3 separate regions of the Homo sapiens genome follow, and regions 1 and 2 are each linked to region 3. The links are chromatin loops, found by intact Hi-C in ENCODE. Cell type or tissue: heart right ventricle. All regions are shown on one strand.

Region 1 (8,000 bases), 180 kb after region 3:
AGAAGCTTCTGAAAGGAATCAGAGCTTCAAAGTAAGGGACTGCCAACCATAACAGGATCGCTGCACAGATACTGACCAAGTTGGGTGCATCTCTGATTTTTTTCTCCAGCCCTCTTGCCTGAGCAATCTGACGCAGAGGCACATGAGGAATCAGCACGGAACCATCGACCCACAGGGTTAATCCCAATGTCAATACCTGCTAGATGTCAGGGATCCCCTGGGCTGCTGGCGAGCCATTTGAAATGACCCATCTCCTGCCACCTTGGCCTGCTCCTCTGGGCCACCTCTCTCCACCTGCACTTGCTTACCGTGAGTAACCTGACCCCAGTGGGCCCAACCCAGGTGTGTTAGTCCTGACAGGGCCAAGAGGCCAGGACAGCTGCTGCCTGGCCTCGTTCTCAGTACCCTGTGGAGAAGGGGCGGCTCACTGGCATTACCCCATCATTCCGGCACTAGGACACACGGCTGGCTTCCCTTGGGGCGGAACTGCTGGTTCCATGGGCACAAGGCAAACCCTGGGAGGTCCTAGCCGTTCCTAGCGCATCCGCTAAACGTAAGGCATTTGCTCTCCTTCTCCCCCACGCCCCCAGGGAAGACGGCAAGGCCACCGGTGCACTTCGCAGTGCCAGGAGAAAGGCGCCTCATGCTATTAGCTCAAATAAGGAAAATCATGCCGGGAAGATTGAATTTTCTGCAGACTTGTTTAACCTGGTGATTTCTGAGCACTTGGCGCTGGCAGCCACGGGGGAGTGGGCTGCCAGCCGGCACTTTATCAGCCACTTCTCAGGACTATTCCTAAGCTTATTAAATCAGCATGAGTCACTCCCTTGCCTTCCTCACAAGCATGAATCACGAATCATCAAAACCCAAGCAAAATGCATGACTCAATAGTTTCTTCGGGGCCTAAAGGGGCTAGCGAGCTGGCGGTAGGGTGTTGTCAACCCGAGACCTCCCCCCACCAACAAGCAGTACTTTCCAGGGAAGGCAAGGGGGCTGCCACAGGGCAAAAAGAAGAGCTCAGAGGAACTTTCAAATACCTTGCATGGGCTCAGAAACACGCAGACCTGGGCTCAACCACACACTCGCGCAGTTCTGCTGTATGCCAGGCACCTTGACAAACACACTAGAGGAGCCAGCAGAGAGCAGGACTAGCCATTCTCTGCCCCCGCGTTGCTTACAGTCTAGAGGGAAGTGTTTGAAGTAGTTGGGATCCTATTTTTATTTCCTTCCTAGCTAGGAAAAACTTGGACAAGTCATGTAACATCTCTGAGTCTCAGTTTCCCCATTCTAATGCCTGTTCACAGGGCTGTCCTAAGGATTAAAAGAGCTAATATACATCAAGTCCCTCACACAGTCCCTAGTGCATTGTACCTGCTCAACAAGCATTTGCCCTTTCACTGGAGAGAGAATGACCCGTGATGTCTTACAGAGTTCAGGGAATCCTCTGCCAATCCCCACCTACCCTCCCCTTTGCACCCAGACCTGAACTCTGGGCACCCCTGCAGCTGTGGCAGGAGAGGGCAGTTTGGTCCAGGGTTTCCTTCCTGGGACAACTGCTCCCTAGAGCCTCAGCACCAGTTTCAGGTCTTCCTTCCTGGTAACCCATGGCAACTTTTCTTTCTCTGCAGCCTTTCTCCTCTGGTCTTTTGGCCAACAGGTCCTGACCACACTTTCAGCTTCTGGTCCTCATCTTTCTCCAAAGAGCTAAAGACTGCAGTAAGCAGCTTCCTCCCTGCGGCCTGAGTCACCCTACCCTGCCCCTCCCTGCTCACTCTCCCAGAGCAAAAGAATTGAGTCTTCCACTTTAACCCCCACACCGGACTCCCCTACCTCTCCAAAAACAAACTTCTCTCCCAGACCCTCATTTTCCAGTCCCAGGACTGGAAACATCACCTTCAGGGCTGCCACATACAGGGCAAAGGCTGTGCACTGCCCAATAGGGTCAGGGAAGGTCACATACACTGACATGTGTGGGCACCCTCGGATTGAGCAATAAGGTGGCCCTGTGCCCGATGCATACATTGAACCTGCATTGTTGGCCAACATTTGCTGAAACCTTCTGCATGCCAGATCATCTCCTTTAATCCTCACAATCCTATCAGGCAGGAACTATCAACTCCCCCACACCCCTGAGAAAACTGAGATCAACACGCAGCGAATGCTGGAGCTGAGTGAGGTGCCTGAGCCAAGACCTGGAAGAGATGAAGGGTGAGACTGTCAGGTGGAGAAGCTGGGGTGTAGACAGCAGAATCGAAGAGGCTGTGGGAGCTAAGTCAGGGCAGGGACATTCCTGGGGCTTTGCCATCCTTCCTTCCCACCACTGGGGCTGGCCTCTGATGCTGGGAGCAACTTTATAAAAAGCAGACTCTCCTCACGACAGTAGGGAGGAGACTCTATCTACCCACCCCACTTAGGACAAAGAACTCTAGAAGAGGCCCTGTGTCCACAGGTGATAGCAGGGCTGCCCTAAGTGAAGGGGGACGTCCCTTTCTGGGGCCTCCACAGCCCAGTTGGAAACCCTCAGCCTAGAAACAATAGAACACAACAGACACAGTGACTGTGTTTGAGCCATTTCACTGTAACTTCATTTTCCTACTTTTATCTAGTCCCCAAACATTATATAATTTTTAAATGGAACAAAATTTTAGCAAATATCAAAGGTGGAACAAGTGGAGGCAGATGTGGAAAAGAAGAATGAAGAGGAAAAAAAGAGAGAACATATGAAGATTGAGAAGGTGAGGGCGAGAGGAAACCATCAGAGCTAAATGTGAGACTTTTTGCCATTTTCAGGCCCATCTTTCCCTCAGAGGAAACAGTGATAGCTCCCACAAGCAGAGAGTGGGAGCTGCGTGAGGCCTCACCATCATCTGCAACAGAGGTCAGAGACACAGCCCGGCCCCTCTAAACAGAAGAAGGGGGCAAGAAGAAAGGGTCTGGCCAAAACTGGGGACTCCAAGCCACCTGTTTGCCCATCAGGGTCCCAGACCACAGCTGCCACTTTGGGCTGAAACTCCAGGGGCTCCTTGACAACTCCTGCTTCTAAGGAAGCATCTGCTGGTGGCAAGTGCCCGCCACCCACTGAGCCTCCTCCAACAAGGAAATTGGGACCCAGACTCCTAAGGCTAATTCTGAGCCTGTCCCTGACCTTCTGCTCAGAGCAGCCACCTTCACAACAGAGAACCCTTTGGGGCTGACCAAACACTTGCCCTTGCGGGCCATCACGGGAGACTGAGAGGAGCTCCTACCAGCACACACACACCCATCACTGTAGGCCACTAACTTCACAGGAGAAAGAGCCTTGCCTGGGTCCCAAGCACAGACACATAGCCACAAATAGGGGTGACACAGTCAACAACTTTCCATCCCAGTCTGAATGAGGTCCAGCAAGGCCTTCTTCTAATGCCAGAACCAAGAGGGACCCGGAAGTGACAACTGTGTCATGGTAGCGGTCAATTACCCATGCTAGTAACACATCTGTGCTGGGTCTCAGGGTCACCCAGATGGTAGGGGGATTTATGGCCCAAACCTGACTTCCCAGAATTCAACGAATTCAGGAACAGAGAGAAGCAGAACCAGAAAGAGCTCTCTTCCAGGTCTCGCTGGGAGCCAGTATATTTTTGGAGGGCTTTGGCCTCGCCGGCTTGCTGTACTTTATTGCTGGCAGAAAGATGGGAAATTTATTACTTTACAAATCATACCCTTTGCAGCATAAATGAACTGTCTGGCTGCAGCACGCTCGAGCCTAGATGATTTGCGAAATGTCTAATGGTAAGCAGGGTTATGCTATCTGCTTACGGCCTCCGAGACAAAAGCAAGCCGTAAGGCAGAGCATCTGCACAGTGTAACTCTAGGCCAGCAAATTGGCTGAGACGCGTAAATGTTGGCTCAGCAGCATTACATAATTCGGTGCGCTCGGCCGGGGACTCAGAGGAGCACAGGGCAGCCCCTCAGCCCAGGGAGCCGGCTCTGACGGGGCTGTGCATGACAAGCGGGGCACCAGTGGAGTTCAGGGCCCAAGGTCAGGGTCAGGCCGAGCTCCACAGCCTGGCTAGTCCTGAGGCCTGCTAGTGATCAGAAGGCTGGGGCGGACCCCTGGGACTGCCACGGCAAGGCAGTGCTCTCTACATCCCTTCTGCTCCAAATTCCCCAAACCTGAGGTGAGGGGGATGGTCTTGAAATCATTACAGCCCCAGTGTGCAGACAGGAGCTGGTCAGCACCCACGGCCCATGGGGTGTTCCCTCTGGCCCGGCTGGCAAGAGGAGAGGACTGATCACAGGATCCATCATTACCACTGACAGGCTCATCCACCGCCTGTGATGCAGGATGTGACTAGAAGGGAAGGGAAGGCATGCCCATGTATACAGAAAACCGAGCAAGTCACTTGATCTCTCTGAGCTTCAGGGTCATGTGAGTGGTAGTGCAAGACCCGAAGTCAGGCTGTTAGGATCTTGCTCCTCATGTATCTATGCTTTACATGGCACTTAACGCTCATTATCATCATGAAGCACTCAGAACCACCCATGCAGTATGCATATCATCATCCCCATCTGACAGGTGAGCATATTGAGGCTCGGGAGAGTCATAGCACTTGACAAGGCTCATGCGGCTAGTGAGTGGCAGAGCCAGGATTCAAGCTCAGGATCTACTGGTTCTAAAGCTTCTGGGTTTTTTTTTTCACACAGCACTTCTCTGCCTCTCATAATCTAGGGTGTCATTTCACGGCCCCCCATCATCTCACACTGTGCCGTTTGCTGGACCGGGGGGTCCTCAAGTGAGGCCTTGAAGGTTGGACTACTGACCCAACATAAGCTCTGCTGGGCCCAGGCATGCAGTAGAGGTATTGACTCAGACAAACCTTCTGTTCTTCTTGGCTCAGGGACTTGGGTGAACTTCCCAGAAAGGAGAGGAGCCAGCAGAACTGGCCCACTTTCAGATGAGCCAAAGGACACTGCCTGAGTGCAGAGACAATCTTAAACTCAGGCTTAGGATGTACAACTGGGAAAAGGTCAACTGGTACTGCTTCTCAGCCTGGCAAAGTCTTTAGCTGAAGAGTAAAAACAAAAAAGCTTTCGAACCATTGATTTAAAAACAGGGAATGGTATTTTTAAACACTTTAACAAAACTGTCTTGTTACCATGGCTAACTTTGTGCCACTTGGCATTAAAAATAAAAGGCTGTTTACTGAATACCTATCCAAAAATAGCCTCACTTCTATTCACAGCCTTGTGAGACAAGCAGTTGGCCCCAATGATATCGTTCTCTCACTCACTCACCTAATACATCCATTCACCTATTCACGCCTTCAGCGAAGCTCTCTCTTCAATCCCAGCAACAGCCCAGCAGAAAGGGTCCTTGGGATTTTCAATTCTCTCCACGTCAAATGCCAAGTACAGATTAGACCCCATGATCTCTGGAGAAGCTTAAATTCAGCTAATGGACTTTTTATGGCATGTAAACTTTGCCCTCAGTAAGGAAGCCTGTTAGCCACATAAATAGTGCACACATGTCCACATGAAGCCCAGACTGCAGGAGGGTGACAGTACCCACTGTCAGCACCACAGCCACCAGCGGGATGAATGTTTTCCGGCATTCCAACCAAGGCCATTGGCGTGTCTCCGTCAGAACATTTTTGGCACATAACTAATACCTTGTATGACAGCTGCTCAGGAGAGGGTGAAGCAGGCATTCACTGCTAGGTCTGATCTCTTAAGAGAGCCCCTTAAGGCCCAGGAAGCTTGGCCTTGACCCAGGCAGGAAGCCACAAGGGGAATATTCTGGATATGAGCCTATGCCAGCTTGAGTCATTCCACACCCCCTGCTTCCAAGGGCCACGAAACTAAAGGAAGTTCTTTACCCTGCAGTCACATACTCCAGGAGGCTCTCGTGGCTCCCCTGACCCCAGGGGTACTCTTGTGGAAGCACAGGGAGAGGAAGGCAGAAACACTTCTGGGCCCAAGTTTCTGTGCTCTTCTAAGCCAAGTGCCAACACCAAAACAGGCAAAGACAAGAGACTTTTCTCTTGGCACATGCATAAAACACAGCCCCTATGCACTTGTCTTGCACACCCTTTTCTGATGGCAACCTCCCCCAGAACTTGCCTATGGCAACAGCAGCCACCAGGAAAGTGACCAGGGAGGACAAAGACTCTGAAGACACCTCTACATTCCTTTGATGAAACCAAGCAAGGCCATTTGCTCCACAGATCTCACTGTGGTTGAGGACACAAGAAACCAGTGCAACTCAAATGTTCCAGAAAGCAGTGCCTTGTCACATGCCTGGGGCCAGGGGCACCTGGAAGAAGCTAATAGAGGCATGGACCCCTCTCCCCAGAAAAGCTCACACAGCACAACACTCATCCAATGTCAAATGATTCCTAAGCCCCTGAAGCTTCACAGCGGTGCTCAGATTAAGAAACTCTGTCATGAAAATTCCTTAAAACAAGAAGATCAAGACAGCTAAGTAATCTCCAAACCTGCCATTACTCTCCTAGCACACTAAGCTCTGGGATGCACAAAGAAGGAACCATATCTATGGCCGTGAGAAGGCCCAAGAGCCCCTCTGCACCCACATAGAGTCTCTGACTTCATGCTTGAAATGGAAATGAGGACTCTAGCTCATGAATCTCCTAGTTTTCTAGCTCTGTTTCCCTGCCTGCACATGACTATCTGGCCAGCTCTCCGTGATGGAGATACTTCTGCCAGGCTTCAGCTTCTCAGAAGATTCTGCCTCAACAGACATCTGTATTGATCATGGCCACCACCTGCCGGCCCCACCCCTGGCCCACTGACAACATGCCTTGTATGTTTCCTCTCCCATCTGCTACCTGTGGCACCAATCTATGGGCTATCATGGACCTTTGAGTTGGGCCAATCAGATTCCCTGATTGAGTGAGGAAATTCCAGGAGAACCACAGTGCAGCAGCAGATAAAGCCAAAACATCATGATGCTTCCAAAAGCTGGCAGCCTCTGGTTCTTTCTAGGTTGAAGAGACAGGAGCCAAGGAATAAAGAAATCCATGCAGAGGAGATGGTGAGAGCCATCCACCATTAGATGGAGACAGGTTGGCATAGGGAGTGGCTGAGCCCCCATCTCCTGCCCCTGGGACCCAGAGGTACCATGATCCAGAACTCACCTCCCATGGCCTGAGCTGAACTGGGCCATGGGGGCACTGAAAGCCAGGGAGAGTCCATCAAATGTGTCTCCTTTGATTGAGGTCTTTGAACCCCAAAGAGCCTCTCCAGGAAAGGAGACAGGCTAAAGAGAGCCAACTCGTGCAGTAGGGAGGGCTGTCTGGAGCATGGCCCAGCATCCTAACCCTCTGGGAAACTTCTAACTGCAGATATCTACACCCCATCCAAGGGCAATTGATTGGAGTGGAGCTGTCCGTGCACAGGTTTATAAGCTCCCCGGGTGCTCAGGATGCTAGGCAGGATTAACTTGGGCCACATACCCCCTTGCCTGCCTCACCAAAATGGAATCCCCAGTGTGTAGATGGCAGAGAACAGAGTGTGGGGAGCGCTGCTGTCTTCCAGTTCCATATCAGCCTGGCAAAACCTGTTCTCTTCTCTTGTGGGCTTCCAAATGCCACCCAGCCTCCTCCAGGAAGCCTACCCTCCTTATCTGAGTCCCATCTTCCTCATGCCCTAGATAACCACTGTCCCCTGCGGTTTTAGCCTATATCACATGTGGAACCTTTTTGGGGAGCTCCTGGCCTGCGGGAGAGAGGCCTGTGTCCTCTAAGGTGTGAAGCTGTCCCTAGGCTTCCACTGAGCTCTGCTCTAGGTTAGGCCTGGCTGAGGGCTGTGTGGGCGGGGCTGGAGGTGGGAGAAGGACTGGCTTGCTGTTGCTCTTTTGCATCTCTCGCGGGCTCTGTGGAGGGTGCACCAGTGGAGTGGAGACAGGCTCAGAAGGTATTCATTGGCAGAAGCAAGACATGCAGGAGAGTGAGTGGAGCAGGGAGGGGAACCGGCATGATTCAAGCTAACCCTTCATACCCCTT
Region 2 (8,000 bases), 170 kb after region 3:
AGGTTTTTTGTAGATGTTATTTGGCAGATTGAAAAAAGACTCTTCATTCCTAGTTTGCTGAGAGTTCTTATCTAGAACGGATGTTGGGATTTGTCAATTGCTTTTTCTACATCAAAATGACCTTATAATTTTTCTCCTTTAATAAGTTAATGTGGTAAATTATATTGATTTTTTAAATGTTATACAACCTTACATTCCTGAGATAAACCCTACTTTATCTTTTTCTTTATATTATGGGATTTTATTTGTTAATATTTTGTTAAGGATTTTTATCAAAGATTTAGTTATGATAATGAGAAACTTTGGTTTATAACTTTCTTTTCTATAATTTCCTTGTATGATTTTGGTATCAAGATAATTCTAGCCTCATAGAATGAGTTGGAAAGTATTCTCTAATATTCTATTTTCTAAAAGACTTGGTGTAGAATTGATATTATTTCTTCCTTAAATATTTGAAATAATTTGCCAGAGAAAACTAGCTGGGCCTAGATTTCTGTTTGTGGGAAGTTTTTTAAATTACAAACTCAATTTATTTAATGACTATAGGGTTTATATTTCCTATTTCTTCTTGGGTCCATTTTTTAAGTTATGTTTTTCAAGGAATTTGTCCCTTTCATCCAAATCATTGAATTAATTGTCATAAAGTTATTTATAATATGACTACATTATCCTTTTAAGGTCTGTAGGCTATTTAGTGATGTCCCTTCTTTTATTCTTCATAGTGGTAATTTGTATCTTCTGACCTTTTACCTTCATTAGTTTTCCTAGGTGTTTATCAATTTTATTAATCTTTTTAGCAAACCAATTTCAGTTTTTGCTGATTTTCTTGATTATTTGTCTCCTACTTTATTGCTTTCTACTCTGATTATGGTTTAGTTAACTCATCTCTTTTAGCTTTTTAAGGTGGAAGCAAAGGTCATTGATTTTATACCTTTCTTATTTTCTAATATGAGCATTTAAAGCTGTACATTTCCCTTTAAATTTTGTGTATGCCAAAGATTTTGATTTTCATCATTGTTATCAAATTTTGATTTTCATTATCAAAATATTTTCATTATCAGTAAATTTAAGATATTTTCTAAATTCCCTCATGATTTCTTCCGTGACTTGTGGTTTATTTAGTCATGTGTTGTTTAATTTCCAAACATTCGAATAATTTTTCTAGGTATCTTATTGTTATTGATTTCCACTTTACATTTCATTGTGTTCAGAGAATATACTTAGAAATTCAATCTAAGAAGTTTATGGAGACTTGTTTTATGATCCAGTTCATGATCTCTTTTGAGAAATGCTTCACATGCATTAGAGAAATATGTGTGTTTTGCTCCTGTTAGGTGGAGTAATCTAAAAATGTCAATTAGATCAGGTTATCAGCAGTGTTGTTCAACTCTTCCATATACTCAACTAGTTTTTCAGCCTATTAATTACTGAGAGAGGGTATATTAAATTCTTCAGCTATGATTGGATATGTATAATTTCCTTTAATTTTATCAATTTTTGCTTCATGTATTTTGGAACTTTGATATTAGGTACAAAAACTTTGGGGATGTTTATGTCTTCTTGATTAATTAAGCCCTTAATAGCATTCTGTTTCTTATATCTTTTTATCAACTTGAAGTCTACTTCACCTGATATTAGTTTCACCTGTTTTCTTATGCACAGTATTTGCAGGTTATCTTTTTCAAATACTTTACTTTCAACCTGTTTGTGTCTTTATATTTAAAGTGTATTTCTATAGTTGAGTCTTGCATTTTTATCCAGTCTGACAATTTCTGCCTTTTAATTGGGAAGGTCAGTCCCTTTATATTTAATGCAATTATTCATCTATTTTGATTTTAAACCAAATTTTGGTTTGGTTTTTATCTTCTATGCTCTTTGTTTTTATGTTCCTATTATTTTTAGGATGAAACGTATTTTTAGTATTTCATTTTAGCTCCTCTATTGACATTTTAGTCATGCCTCTGAATTATTTTTAGTGATTTCTCTAGTGACTGTAATCTTTATCTTTAATTCCTCACAGTTTGCTTTCAAAAAAATATTCTATTACTTCCATTTTCTTTCAGCCTACAGAACTCCTTTTAGCATCTCCTGGAGATGGCTTCTTTCTGGTTTTTTCTGCTTGAAAATATCTTCAATTCACTTTTATTTTTGAATGATATTTTTATTGGATATAGAATTATAGGTTGACAAGATCTTTTGTTTTTTCCGGTAGCATGCTGAAACTGACATACTTTATCCTTTGTTTTCAGCAATTTGACTGAATCTGCTTGGGATTCTCTAAGCTTCTTGATAAGGCATATATTTACTCTTTAGTTTTAGAAAATGTTTTATTCTTTTATCTTTGAATATTTCTTCTTTCATGTTTTCTCTCACCTTCTTCTAGGACTCTAATTATATATAAGACATTTGATATTATACCATAGAACTCAGATACTATTTTTTATTCTTTTTTCTTTGTTTCAGATTGGATCATTTCTATTGATGTGTCTTTAAGTTTTTTTCTCTTGTATCCAATCTTCTAATAATTTCATTGACAGCATTTTTCATGTCTGACATCATGTTTTCTATTTTTTAGCATTTCTATTTAGATCTTTTTTTATACTGTTTTCATACCTCTGCTGAAAATCCCCATGTTGCCTTTTTCCCACTGGATCCTTTAGCATATTTATCTTAGCTACTTTACAGTCCCTGTCTGATAATTGCAACATTTGGGCCAACTTTGATCGTTCTATTGACTATGTTGTGTCTTGACAAGTGATCATATCATTGTTCATTTGTTTGGGGGTGTGTATGTGTTTGGTAAGTTTATATTGAATGCAACACATTGTATGTAAAAAATAGTAGCAATGAGGCAAATACACCAAAAAATGGAGAATTGTCTTCCTCTATCAGTCTGTTGATGCAGGAAGCTGAATTAGTATCTAATCTGTATTTGAGCTGGGTTTGGACTGTGCTATTGTTTTAGTTACATTCAATGCACTACAATCTTCAGATTCTCTTACTGGTGGACTATTGCTGGCCCCCACTTAGCATGAAGCCTAGTGTAATAAAGAGTTTCTCTCAATTCTCCCGTACCACCTTAGACTTCAGCAGGCTCTGCACTGTAGAAGAGGTCTCTCAACATTCCTGCCCCTCTCCTACTGTTATACTACCATCTGGTGCCTAATGCAAGGCCCAGCATTCAGAAGGATTTATTTAGGCAGCCCTACATACCTGGGCCTTAGAGAGGATCACTCTTAACTCTCCTCTCTCTCCCCTACGTGACATTATCTCGCACTCAGTGCAGAACCTTGAGCTTGGGCAGGTTTCTGGCCCTCACCCAGTAGCAGATAACAGCTGCCTTATACTCGGTGCAAGATCCTGAGTAAGACCTGGTTTTCTGCCCCTTTCTCAGCAGCAGATAACCACTGACTCTTGCCCATGCATGGTCCATGAGGGTTTCTCTTGGTTTCCCTGCCCTAGCCTTAGTGTTGGGCAGGCCTTGTATACCTCTACCTCAGGCATGCACCTCCCAGAACTTCCAGTGGCAGATAACCTCTGCCTCTTACTCACAAAAGGTCATGAGCATGGGAGGGTTTTTATTAGTTCTCTTGCTACAGACTTAGGCAGGTCCTGCACCACAGAGAGTTGTCTATCCTTTTACTCTGCCCCCAATTTTTTTGTGTAAGCTCTCAGTGGAAGCCAAAGGACAAGAGTGAGACACCCTTTGTCTCTTTACAATAATTCTAAACCATTAGGCTAGCCCATACTTGGCTCTTAAAACATGATTACACTTTCAGTTGTTTTCTTCTTACTATCTCTGTTGGTTACCTCCTCCTCCTGCTGCTCTGCCCAGGGTAATATCCTCGGAGGGGCTGCTACTCTTTTGATTTTAGTTCATTAGATTACCTTGTGTCCTCAGGGCAGACCTAAAAATATGTGATTTTATAAACTGTCTGGTTTGTTTTACTGTTAGGGTGGAAGCAACATTCTCTTGCATTTTTATATTCTATGTGGAAACTCCCACTAAATATGAATATTAATAATAATCTCTCTCTTTTGGTATAAATTTATATGCCTTAAAACACACTTTTACTTTTTGTGCATTTATTCTTCTCTAATGAAATTGAAATGAAATCTCATCCTTCCCTCTTTGTCCCATAGCTCCTTGCATGTGGAGCTTAGTCACAGTAAGTAAGGTAAAAAGCTTGTGAACAATCAATCAAGGATTAGAATAACATTAGAATAATTATAATTACAAAGCAACAACAAAATTTGGTAGGGCACACAGCAGATAAAGCAGGTGTTTTATTTATGCATTATTTCATTTCTCAAAATTCAATGAGCTAGATGCTATTTTCTAGATGAGGAAATTTATGTTCAGAGAAATTAAATGACTTGCCCAAGACCACACAGCTAATAACTGGAGACACTGGGACTTGAACCCAAGCAGTCTACATTAAGGTTCACACTCTTAATCTCCATGTCATGAAGACATGAGTGAGGTGTTAAATGTTTACTTAAGCCAGATTTTCTTTCACTGATGATTTGACATCTGAGTTCTACTAATTCATATAGCTCTCCACGCATTCAGGGCCAAAGCAACACTCACATATTTTTTTTTCCCTCACACATCTTGCACAAGGAATTGCTGCTTCCAGACTTAATCTCACCAGAATACCTTTACATCATTCTGCTGTCTTCAGGAGGTCCCTCTCCCTAGGTTACCTGCTCAAAATAACAGGCAGAGGGCCAAGATTGGATGGAGGTTGCAGAGTATGGCAGCAAAGCAATGCCCTAAAGCATACAAATGACTCCTCGGGCAAATGCAGACAGGTGTGACTGTCCAGAGCCGACCTCTGAGGGGCTGGAGCCTCGACAGGTGGCCTGACTCCAGGAGAAAGTGGGGAGCCTTGGTGCACTGAGGGTCATCAGCTAATGCATCTGAATGGCGAAGTCATGATTTCAAGGGGGCAGAAGGGAAAATTCATCTAACTCCACTTACAATTCAGCAGCATAATTTCCCAGACACATTGTCTAGAAATAGTGTGAGCTCTTTTTGAAGCAGCCTCTTGACTGTTCAAAGAAAGACTTCCCCCAGTCATTTTTAAAACTAGAGACATTGTCATTAGGGGAGAAGAGATCAAAAGCACCTTAATCTCCTCTATCAGCAGGCCAGCTACTTACCAAGTCTGAGAATGTTCCCCATGTGCTGCTTCCTGAGTCTGCCCGATAGTCCTGGGATTGGTATCTTGGATCGTAAAAAACAGAAATATGGTTTTACTTATACAGGTCTCTATCTCTGGGAGATGCGTGGAATGATAACACAATGGCCCAATCGACTCTCACCCCAACGGCTGCTCAAGGGTATTTCCAAATTCATAATTGGGATAGCTGCGGTTGCTTTCTTTAAAGAGGGATCAAAACATTGAAATCCATCCAAGACCACTGCTATGTAACCTGAGAGCGGGCAGCATTCATTAATGGGACACGCACAAGGCACTTGCCCTCATGTTCTTAAATAAGATTCCTTCAACAATCCTCAGGGAAAAGAGGGCCCTATGTCTCCAAGTGCTCAAGAAGTCTCCTCTTGTATGAGAGGCTTACAATGCAGGCATACCTATCCAAGGCTGTCTCTTATACCACCAGGCTGCTGCAAATTAAGGGTGCATTAATAGAAGTATGCTTCTAAGAACACAGGAGGTAAGGCCTTTCTTGCTTCTATGGGTAAGTCGTACAAGGGTATATGGCATTCGATGTCCTTGCACTTTAAAGTGAACTTTGCCCAATTAGAAGGATCAGCACATGTGAGATTAGAGTGCAGCATAAAGAAGGTGTGAGTGTGAGTTAGAGTGTTAATCAACAGCAACTGAAATAAAAACACAACTAGGCTAAATTTGTTCAGACCTTACAACCATTCCATATGTCTTGGTCCCAGACCTCCTGTCACTCTAAGCACCCAGTGCTGCTGTTGACTAATACCCTAACTCACACTCACACTTTCTTTATTCTGCACTGTCATCTCACATGTGTTGATCCTTCTTCAACTAAACTGTGAGCTCCTTGAGGGCAAGGATGGTGGGTGATTAGTACACAGTGCCTGGCTTGCTCGAGACATATTTGTTGAATGAACAAATGAACAGACAGACAGACAAACAAAACGACTGCCTTGGGAGAATGAGACCTCAGATACTCATATCCATGGGATGAAGGGATGACCCTGGCCTGATCATGGAAGGGGTAATGAAATTCTGGCCTGCCTCCCAGAGAGATGCCAGAAGCAGAAGGATTAGGCTCTTCCAGAGTCTATAAGCAAGCTGCATGCCCACTATAGAAGCAAAGTCATATATGCCAAATGTGATGAAGCCAAAGATAGGCGTCAATGGGGTCAGGAAGCTGTGGAACCTCAGGCAAACCCAGGCCAGGCTGTGCCTCTGCTTCCTTTTGCTGTAAATGACTAAAATCACAGATAGCTCACCAGGTTGCTGGATGTATTAGTCCGCTCTTACACTGTTATAAAGACACTCCCCAAGACTGGGTAATTTATTTAAAAAAAAAAAAAAAAGAGGTTTAATTAACTCACAGTTCTGCATGACTGGGGAGGCCTCCGGAAACTTACAATCATGGTGGAAGGGGAAGCAGGCATGTCTTACATGGCGGCAAGGGAGAGAAAGCATGTGAGAGTGCAGGGAAAACTACCATTTATAAAATCATCAGATCTCATGAGAATTCACTCACTATCATGAGAATGGTATGGGGGAAACTGCCCCCATAATCCAATCACTTCTCCCCTGAACATGTGGGGATTAGAGGTCCCTCCCTTAACACATGGGGATTACAATTCGAGATGAGATTTGGGTGGGGACACAGAATCAAACCATATCACTGGAAGAAGCAAATAAAATGCTATCAGTAAAGGGCACATTAGAAACTATAAAGGGCCCTAAATGGGCAAGGAGAGAAGACAGAGACAACAGAGGTAAGTGGCATTCTAGAAGGAGAGAACAGTCTGGCCTAGGACATGAGTGGAAGGTTGCAGGGAAGAGTTCTGGGACTGGCTGGGCCCAAGAGCACCCAAGCCCTTCACTTGAGGGATGGCCACCAGGATGTCCTGGATGACATGAACCCAACCAGGAGGCTGGTGCCAAAGGGAGGCTGACAGCAAAGCAGGAAAGAAGGGAGCATCTCTGCACAGGGCCTGGCGGCACCTGTGTCATAATCTGCACACCCAGGACAGTAGGATGAAGCTACTGTCGCTGTACTGTTACCAACACAACACTGATAACATACCCAGTCCCTCATAATTGTAGTCACCTCTTGCTTTGGCCGCCAGGAGACTCACAGTCTAATCTGCAGCCTACCCTCAACAAAAGCACTGGATCCATAATGGCCTTTCTTCCTCCCTCCCCCACCCTACCCCTGCACCTTTCCTATTAGACTGTAAGCTCCAGGAGGGCAGGAACCATGGCTGTTTTTCTGTTCACTGCTGTATCTACAGAGCCAAGCACATGGTAAATCCTCAGTATCCTTGCTGAGTGACAAACCACACTCCTATTTTCTTACCCTTCCTTTCCATTTGCCCCAGGTTCTTCTTATTTAATGTTTGTCCTGCCGCAACATCAGTGTTTCTGAAAGCCACCACAGATCCTCTTTTGTACAAGGTGGGATATAAATAAATACATAAGGAAAAGAAGACATAACACATAAAGAATCCACGGATGCACAATTCCCCCAAGTAGCTTATATAACAGCATGGCTCTGCTGACCTGCCCCCACCCTTTCCAGAGGCAAGCGAGGCAGGTGCAGTTGCAGAAGACGCTGTTTCTAAAGTTCAGTTTTGTCCTTAGGAGGCCTTCCTACCGGGCTGCTCCCAGAGATTGTGTTACCGCCAGGCCCAGCTGAAAGGTTGCCTAGCAACACTCAGCAGCCTCCGCGCCTCTAAATCCCTAATTTGTGTCTTACATGTACACAGCGCAGTGCTAGCATGACCCCAAGCAGTAGACACCTCTACAAATCCCCAT
Region 3 (8,000 bases):
TAGTAACTCTATGTTTCACTTTTTGAGGAACTGCCATACTGTTTTCTATAGTAGCTGAAACATTTTCTATTTCTACCCACAATGCATGAGGGTTCCAGTTTCTTCACATCCTCACCAATGCCTGTTATTTTCCTTTTTTTTTTTTCTGCCTAATGTGCATAGCTTTGGGATGTGGGAGGAAACCCGAGTGCCCAGAGAAAACCCACGCAGGTATGTGGATAATGTGCCAACTGCACACAGACAGTGGCCCCAGGCCGGAATTGATTGTTTTTTTTTCTCATCAATCTTATAACGAAGCAACATTGGATGAATGGACATTATGGGAGGACTCACTGTATAGCCGTCTCAGTAGGTGCGAAGTGGAATCTCACTGTTGTTTTCTTCAGATCATTCTCACACACGCTAAAGTTGGAGAACTCTGTTGTCAATAAAACAGAGCACTCAGCAGAGAGACAGGGACCCAGGGTAAAGAGAAGGGGATTTTTGTCACTTTTCAAAGAGTTCATTTTTTTAAAAAACAAACGCTGGTTGCTAATGCTGAGTTCAGTGGCCCATCGAGAGCATTCCATAGTCCTGAAGTGAATTTGAAGAGTTTGGGGGCTGCAAAGACTGGATTTAGAGTTGCGAGGCTGCAGGCAGGCTTGCGTGAGCGGGGCAGCGGGCCAGTGTGGGTGACAATGGTGCTGTGGAAGCCCATGGGCAGGGCTGCACTCTCATTAAGCTTTCGCTGGTGAAAGGGATTGAGTCTGAACATCTCTCCAGGGTCTAATAATTTTATGAGTCGGCTTTGTGGGATAACTTCACTTTTTTGGAAGCACTGTAATGAGAATGCGCAATAGGAAAAGTGCCAACTGGCTTTTTAATAAAGTCATCTGAGGCAGGGGTGGAAGAACAACTTCCCTGCCTTCCCACCAACACAATTTGTGCAACAGGACTCAGAGGGGAAGATACCAGGCTTCGGGCCCATCTTGACAGACACCAAATAGAGGGATTTTCTTATATTCCAGGACTCTGGTCCAGGCTGAGTAATAAATCTCTCTGGAAGCGGGGGATGCCTCCTCATAACCCTGTATCAGCTGCCCATTAGTCATGGGGGTTCTGAGGGTCTGGGAAGGGTTGCGTGGTACCCAGAGCTGACCCCTGAGCCCCCGTAGAGGCTGCTCTCTTCCAAATCCCAAATCCTGCCAGAAGAAATGCTCATTGCTTTAGGTGTAATTGTGCTTATTTGGCTACACTGGGACAATTAGCAAAGCAGAGTTCTGTGGGTAAGAGCACTCTCAATGGGACTTGTAAGAGCCACAGCCAAGAGATCAAATAACCCCCTTGCTCTCTGTGCAGCAGGCCTGGAGTCCATCAGAAGGACACGCCCAGCCAGCCACGATGTAACGTTGGTGCAGACAGCTAGCGGGGCAGTGAAGCAAGCAATAAAGAGGCCTAATCTCTTAAGGCAACATGAATTGTTGGCGAGAACACAAGGGGAAAGCAACGTTAGCCAAGGATCATTTTCTTCTTGTTGTAGATGCCTGCTGACTGCTTGGAAAAACCAAAGTGGGAAAAAATCCTGCTAACACTGGTGGGCAGCAAGATGCAATTTACAGGACTGGTTCTGTACACAGTTAGTCTTCTTGTAATGATTAGTGACTACTATTGACTGAGCGCTCCTTCTGCAACAGGTATTTTACATTTAATAGCTTGCCTAATCCTCATGATCCTGAAAAATTAGCAGTATTATCACCCCGTGTTGGTCAAGTTCAGTGTAAGAAACAGAAGTCACTCTAAGTATTTCAAGCAAAAGAGGATTTTCATAGAGGGAATCAAATGTTTATAAGATTGTGGTTAGGGCTGGAGGAGCATGTGCAGGGGGGTGACAATGAGCAGTTGGATATGTGGACACATCACACAGCTGAGCTATCAGGAAGCTGCTGTAGCTGCCACCAGAGCTACTGTCACGACTACTTCTCCCACCCTTGAAGCTAGTGACCATCTTCCTTGGCTGCCTCTAAACTCACCACAACCAAGTTTACCAGCAACCTCAGAGGGAGGAAGAAGGTGTCCCTCAGTTCTGCCTTATAGACCTCTCACAAGAACCATGACTAGTGGAATTTATTTCCAGCCAGAGCCCTAGCTGCAAGGGAGTCTGGAAAGCTTTCCAGGCTGCCCAAGGAAGGAGAGTAGAAGTGAGAATTAGAAGACCTTGCAGCCCCATTTTTCATTTGAGTCCAGAGAGATTAAGTCATTTGCTCAGGATCATCCAGTTGGTAGTGGAGCCATTACTTGAGCCCAAGTTTGTAGGACTCTGAAGCCTGATCTTCCCATTGCTTTCCAGAGAATTTAGGAGAAAAAGCGTACTACATGTTCTAAGCATTCCTTTTAATTATAATTATATTGGATGGTTATTATTTGATCTGATTAAATTCCCAGTGGATTATTCTGAATTTTAGAGATAATGACTCGACTAGGGCAATTGTGACAAATGAATTGTTCCAGTATGAGGGGAGAGGGGGTAAAGAGGGTGAGAGAAAATAAATGGGTCTAGTCTGGATTTAGGTGCAGAGCAAACCTGTTTTCCCCTAGATCCCTATTCCAGGCTCCAGGTTCTGGAGCCCCAGCCATGGGCAGCCTGGGGAGCTTTACAGCATCATTGTTGGAGGACAAGCATGGAAGAGCAACACTCACAATTTAGTCTTACTGGCATTTAGGTGTCATGGATTAGGGCATTTCATCCACACAACAACTTATGAAGGAGGCAACTATCTCCATTGAATTTCATACGAGGAGATTGCGTCTCAGAGAGGTAGAATGACTTGTCCACTATGACACAGACCATCTGTGGTAAAGCCAGAGTTGGCCCCTGAGTCTGTTTCAGTCCATATTCTGAAATTCTTAGCCCTTGGCCATGTCTATACCTCCCTGACCTTACAAGTTCTGGCAGCCTCTCAGAGCACACAAAAACCTGGACTAGTCCAAAAAGGCTGACCACCAGTTGGGTGGAAACTGTTTGTGGCAGAGCCATGGTCACCGACTCCCCTGACTCCAGTCTGGAGAACTCAGTGGAGTGGGCTCCAGCAGGCCCGGGAACCACCTGGGGCTAGGCCATCTCTCTCTACCAGTGATTGCTTCCAGATCCATCGTGCAGTTCCCCACTGCACCTCGTCCTGTGAGACTTGGGGCAAGTCCTGAAACCACATTGCTCCAGCTTGAGAAACCTTAATGGCTTGTTAGTCCAACCTTCCCATTGCACAGATGGAGAAGCAGAGACTCTAAGAAGGTACCCTGCCAAAGATAATTCCCATGGCTGGGATCGGGGAGGGCATAACCCAGGCCTCTTCATCCTCGCTTCAACTTTGGTGCTAACATTTTTAAAAAGAGGCATTATAGCCCAAAATAATGGGCCAGCAACTGAGCACCCCTTGAATTCCTCTGATCACCGAGAACCCCTCTACCTGCCCTTCCTTGCTGGCAGCTTTGGAGACAGTGGTAATGTTCCATTTCTCGACCTGGATGAGAGTTACCTGGCTATACTGACCTGGTGAAAGTTCATTGGGCTGGACACTTACTTTTTTTTTGTATTTTTCTGTATTATGTCATGCTTCAATTAAAAAAAAAATCTTACTTAAAAATAATGTTGGCTGTACACCTTCCCCAGGACCAGAAAAATATTCCCATGTTTTAATTGAAAGGTATCTTCCTCTAATCTCAAGAGGCTGAAAAACTGTATCCAGTGCTGCTGTCAACTCCAGAATTAAGTAGACTTGGAGATGAAAAGGCCAAGAAGGTTCAAGGGCTCTGACAGAAGCTGAGACATTCCTTTTACTTTACTTCACGAGGCAGAAATGCACCCACACAAATGACACCTGTGGCAGAGACTTAATAGTTGTTTACAAACTACATCTTCCTCCTGGGCAACCAGCTAGACTACACTTCCCAGCCTCCCCTTCACGTAGGCACAACCATAAGACTGAATTCTGGCCAATAGAATGCCCAAAGTGGGCAGACGTGATGGATGCAAATTCCAAGTCTGGCCCATAAACACTCCCTTGTACAACCCCTGATTGCCTTTTTCAATCTACTGAGTAAATAGAAAATTCTCTGAAGCCTTAAGAAGAGTGGAGCCATTAGCTAGGAGGAGCTTGTGTCCCTATGACATCACATGGAGGAGAGCAACATAGGAGAGTTACCTAACCAGGAAGACCTATGATGGGTCACTGCATGAGCAAGACATAAACTTTATTTTGCAAAGCATCGAAATGCATAACTTATTTGTGGCAGCAGTTGGCCTACTCTGAATAATACAAGAGCCATTCTAAAATTAGGCAAATAATCTTCTCAACCTAAAGTCAGCCCCAAAGTATTTTTAAAAATCTGAGAAGCTACAGTGGCCTCTTGCCTGTTACCTATTGACTCATAAATCAGAAACAGTTTTAACAAGGGCAATTCACCTCTTTCCCAGGTCATTAGGGCAGCAGATCAATGGAGAAAGATTCATTCTTATAAAATGTGAGATTTGGTAGTCCTTTTTAAAAAACTATTGTTCTGTCTCCTCCCTTGTTGACAAAGAGCATGTAATAGCAACGTTCTGGACCCCTTTAATACAGGGGCTAACAGTTCTGTACCACCAGAGGGCGATACTATGTAATAGCTGGTGCACATAATACCTGAATCCTCATGACAGTGAGAAATGGAGTCAACATTTATAGAAAGGGGCCAGAGGCAGACACTAGAATTGTGGACAGGTTCCCGAACAATAGGATGGGAGACAGCACAGAAAGCTCCTTTCACACCTACCCCCCAGCTTCCATCTCCTTTGCAATTGTCCTCACAACTAACTCTGCCCATATTTTTCCAACACGTATAAAAATTCTCCAGCTGAAAGACCTGCTTGCATAAGGCAAGGAAAAAATGTGCTCAAGCTACCACCTACCAAAACATCCAAACACGTAGAGCTGTTAGAAAATGAAGACACTGAGAAAAAACAGAAAGAAGAAGACAGGCACACAACGGGACAGGCCCCATTTTGTTCTCTGTTGGGTCTGGGGCCTGCAAGAGTCTACAAGAAAACAGCAGTTTCTCCAGCATTACCCTGTGGTTTCCTGTTAAAACCAAGGGTTGAGAGTTCTGCTTCCTAGAATGGGGAGCTAGCTTTTTTCCAGGCCAAGCCTTTAGCTGAAAATAACTAGAAAAGGACAAAAATATGTCATTTAATCTGTGTGATGGCATTGAAGAGTAATGACAGACCTCCAGAAGCAAGATCTAGGGGAGAAGGAAGCCCAATTTTCTCTTCTTTCTTTCTTTCCTTCTTTCTTTCTTTCTTTTTTTTTCTCTTAAGACAGAGTTTCACTCTTGTTGCCCAGGCTGGAGTGCAATGGCGTAATCTCAGCTCACTGCAACTTCCACCTCCCGGGTTCAAGCGATTCTCCTGCCTCAGCCTCCTGAGTAGTTGAGATTACAGGTGCCCACCACCATGCCCTGCTAGTTTTCTTATTTTTAGTAGAGATGGGGTTTCACCATGTTAGCCAGGCTGGTCTTGAACTCCTGGTCTTGGCCTCCCAAAGTGCTGGGATTATAGGCGTGAGCCACCACGCCCAGCCAAGGAAGCCCAATTTTCAGCAGTCCTTCTCCTTGGGATATTTGCCATTTCAAACTTTTTGGTTGAAAAGCTGGTCAGAAAGGTCCAGCTGAGAAGCTGAGAAGAACTTTTGGCCATCTCTCACCTGGGTGCAGGTACAAAAATTAGAATTCAAGATTTGCCAATCAGGAGAGGCTATGATAAGCAGCTCAGGTTTTAAGCTGGGATCTCGAATATCTACAGCATAGGAATAAGAGAATCTTGGCCCAGGTTTCCTAGAATGCAGAGCCCAAAGAAAAAGCTTGCATGCTTCCTAGGAAATACAATTGCAGGGAAGCTGGAGTGAGGAAGAAAGGTGAGTGAAGCAGAGTAGGATGAACATATATAAGGAAGTGGATCACTGAGCTTTACAACAATCACAGCTGACTGCTCCATTTCATGGGAAATGCTATGTGTCTCTGAACAGTCCTTCCAAGGGTATGCAGGTTGAGAATTTTCCTGCCAGTGCCTTGCATCTCTTGTCCCCTAGAGTAAAAGTTCACTCCATAGAGGGTTAACTCCTACATTTCCATATTATACGCCAATCCCTTTAGCAGTGCCAAGACAGACATATCCCACACCCTTTACATCTGGGTGTAAAAGCTGTAGGGGAAGCCAGAGACACTTCACAGCAGACTCATGTGTTAGAATAATGCTGACTTGAATGCCTTTTTCAGAGTCAGTAACCCTTGTGTTGGCCAGGGCTGAACAGGTAACCAATAGCCCTAAAGACAGGCGAAACTCATAGGATCTGAGAAAGAATGTAAGAGGTATTTGATACAACGAGTGGACCAGAACTAGACCAACTCTAGCCAAATCTAGCTTCCAATATTAAATCATTTCAATCTCTGATTGGATTATGGAGATCTGCCCCTGGAAAGGCAAGACTAAGATAAAGTCCAGTGAGGGACTCCCTCTGGGTGCAAAATGCAAGGGGGCTCAAAAAAAACTTAATACTTGTCATAAATAATCTATAATTGCAATATTTTAAAAATCAAAATTAATGCAAAATATTTATGACAAAGAAATATCAAAATGTTTGGAAAATGGTGTTTTGATTGGAAACTGCAAGATTAATGACAAAAGGAACTGCGCAGAAATAAGAAACTTTACTAGTGAAGCTGTTCCTCACAGGGATATAGGTTAACAATTCTGAACCTGCTGCACATATATGATGGGAATGAACAAATGAGTAAATGAAACAGAGAGAGGGGGTGGAAGCCAGGTTTCCCACTGTTAGAGCTAGAGGTTGCAGAGACGCATGTGGGGAAGGCTGGAATGAAGCATGTGGTTGTAGATTAGTGCAGACAGCAGTATGAACTCATGAGTAGCTTAAAATAGATACAGATGGAGAGAGACAGAAATAATTGCAGACATGTATGTATATAAATATATATGTGGGTTATTACATATGTACATATACTTCCTAGCTCTGTCTACTGAGAGGGCCTAGGAGCGATGATGTTCTAGCAACAGTGAGGATGCCCAGTGCCCTAATCTTGGTTTCTGGTAAAAGCACGCAGGGATCTTTGGAGAAATGGCTGATTCTAAGGCTGGGCCTGAAGCTCATCCTGTAGTACCAGAAAATAAGGAAGTGCTCAAAAAAAGCAAAACCATAGGGACATGACTCAAGAGCCAACCCGCAAGAGCTCTCAACAGCTAAATCTGGAACAATTTCAGCAACATGAAATTACAGTATTGGATTATAACCCCAAGTGTAAAATACATATCCATGAAGCCATACTGATACAAATTATTGAATAAATAAATCAAGGAATTCCAAATAATTTATGTAGCTACTCCCTGCTCCAGGAGGTGGACTTCACTCTCCTCTCCACTTTCAAATGTAAGCCATGCTCATTGAGTTGCTTCCTAAAAATAGAGTACAAAGAGGCGGAAAACACTCGCTTTATGGAGGAGAAACCTCGCCAGCACTATCTCAGCCCTGGGATAATCAGTGATGAGTCATGTTGATGGCGTGTACCTTGATATGATGTGATAAGACTGGCACTTCACCTCTGGTCTTCTTCCCCCAACCATGAGAAAAACATCAGATAAACCCAAACTGAGGGACATTCTACAAACCACCAGTACTCCTCAAAACTCTCAAGGTCTGAGAATTTGGAGAAACAAAGAAAGTCAGAGATTGTCACAGACCAAAGAAGCCTAAGGAGACACAAAGGCTGAATATGATATGGCAGAAAAAGAGCATTAGGGAAAACTAATGAAATCCAAAGAAAGTACGGAGGTTAGTTAAGAGTTATGCACCAATGCTGTTTTCTTAGTTGTTACAAATGTGCCATAATAATGTAAATTTTTAACCATGGGGGAAGTTGGGTCCAATATACATGGAACTCTCTGTACTATCTTTTCAACTTTTCTGTAAGTTCAAAAC

The links. Hi-C counts contacts between places; a loop is a spot of excess contacts. Peaks named below come from ENCODE experiments on the same cell type or tissue, not always from the same donor. Only the 100,000 strongest peaks of a DNase experiment are listed, where the experiment ranks them.
Region 1: it touches region 3 in a loop (3-fold over the local background); 3 of 110 quality-filtered maps call a loop at or near these places.
Region 2: a loop joins it to region 3, with 3 times the contacts of the local background. A loop is called at or near these places in 3 of 110 quality-filtered maps.

Annotation. Positions count from the first base shown.
Region 1 is chr5:135,239,922-135,247,921 of GRCh38, reverse strand. All of the region lies in intron 3 of PITX1-AS1 (PITX1 antisense RNA 1), which reads right to left. LINC02900 (long intergenic non-protein coding RNA 2900) reads left to right here. Exons shown (of 4, transcript NR_037895.1): 2 at 110-309. Among named protein-coding and RNA genes, the nearest start is that of LINC02900, 4.3 kb to the left of the region's middle. RefSeq lists an enhancer at 96-1,295. In heart right ventricle, no CTCF peak of the experiment used is centred here; DNase peaks (open chromatin) are centred at 1,871, 3,891, 4,901 and 5,741; H3K27ac peaks cover 3,244 bases.
Region 2 is chr5:135,251,179-135,259,178 of GRCh38, reverse strand. All of the region lies in intron 3 of PITX1-AS1 (PITX1 antisense RNA 1), which reads right to left. Among named protein-coding and RNA genes, the nearest start is that of LINC02900, 7.0 kb to the right of the region's middle. In heart right ventricle, a CTCF peak has its summit at 3,165 (motif pointing left); no DNase peak of the experiment used is centred here.
Region 3 is chr5:135,422,905-135,430,904 of GRCh38, reverse strand. No RefSeq gene overlaps it. Among named protein-coding and RNA genes, the nearest start is that of DCANP1, 20 kb to the left of the region's middle. RefSeq lists an enhancer at 4,698-4,747. In heart right ventricle, a CTCF peak has its summit at 4,610 (motif pointing right); a DNase peak (open chromatin) is centred at 1,372; H3K27ac peaks cover 1,078 bases.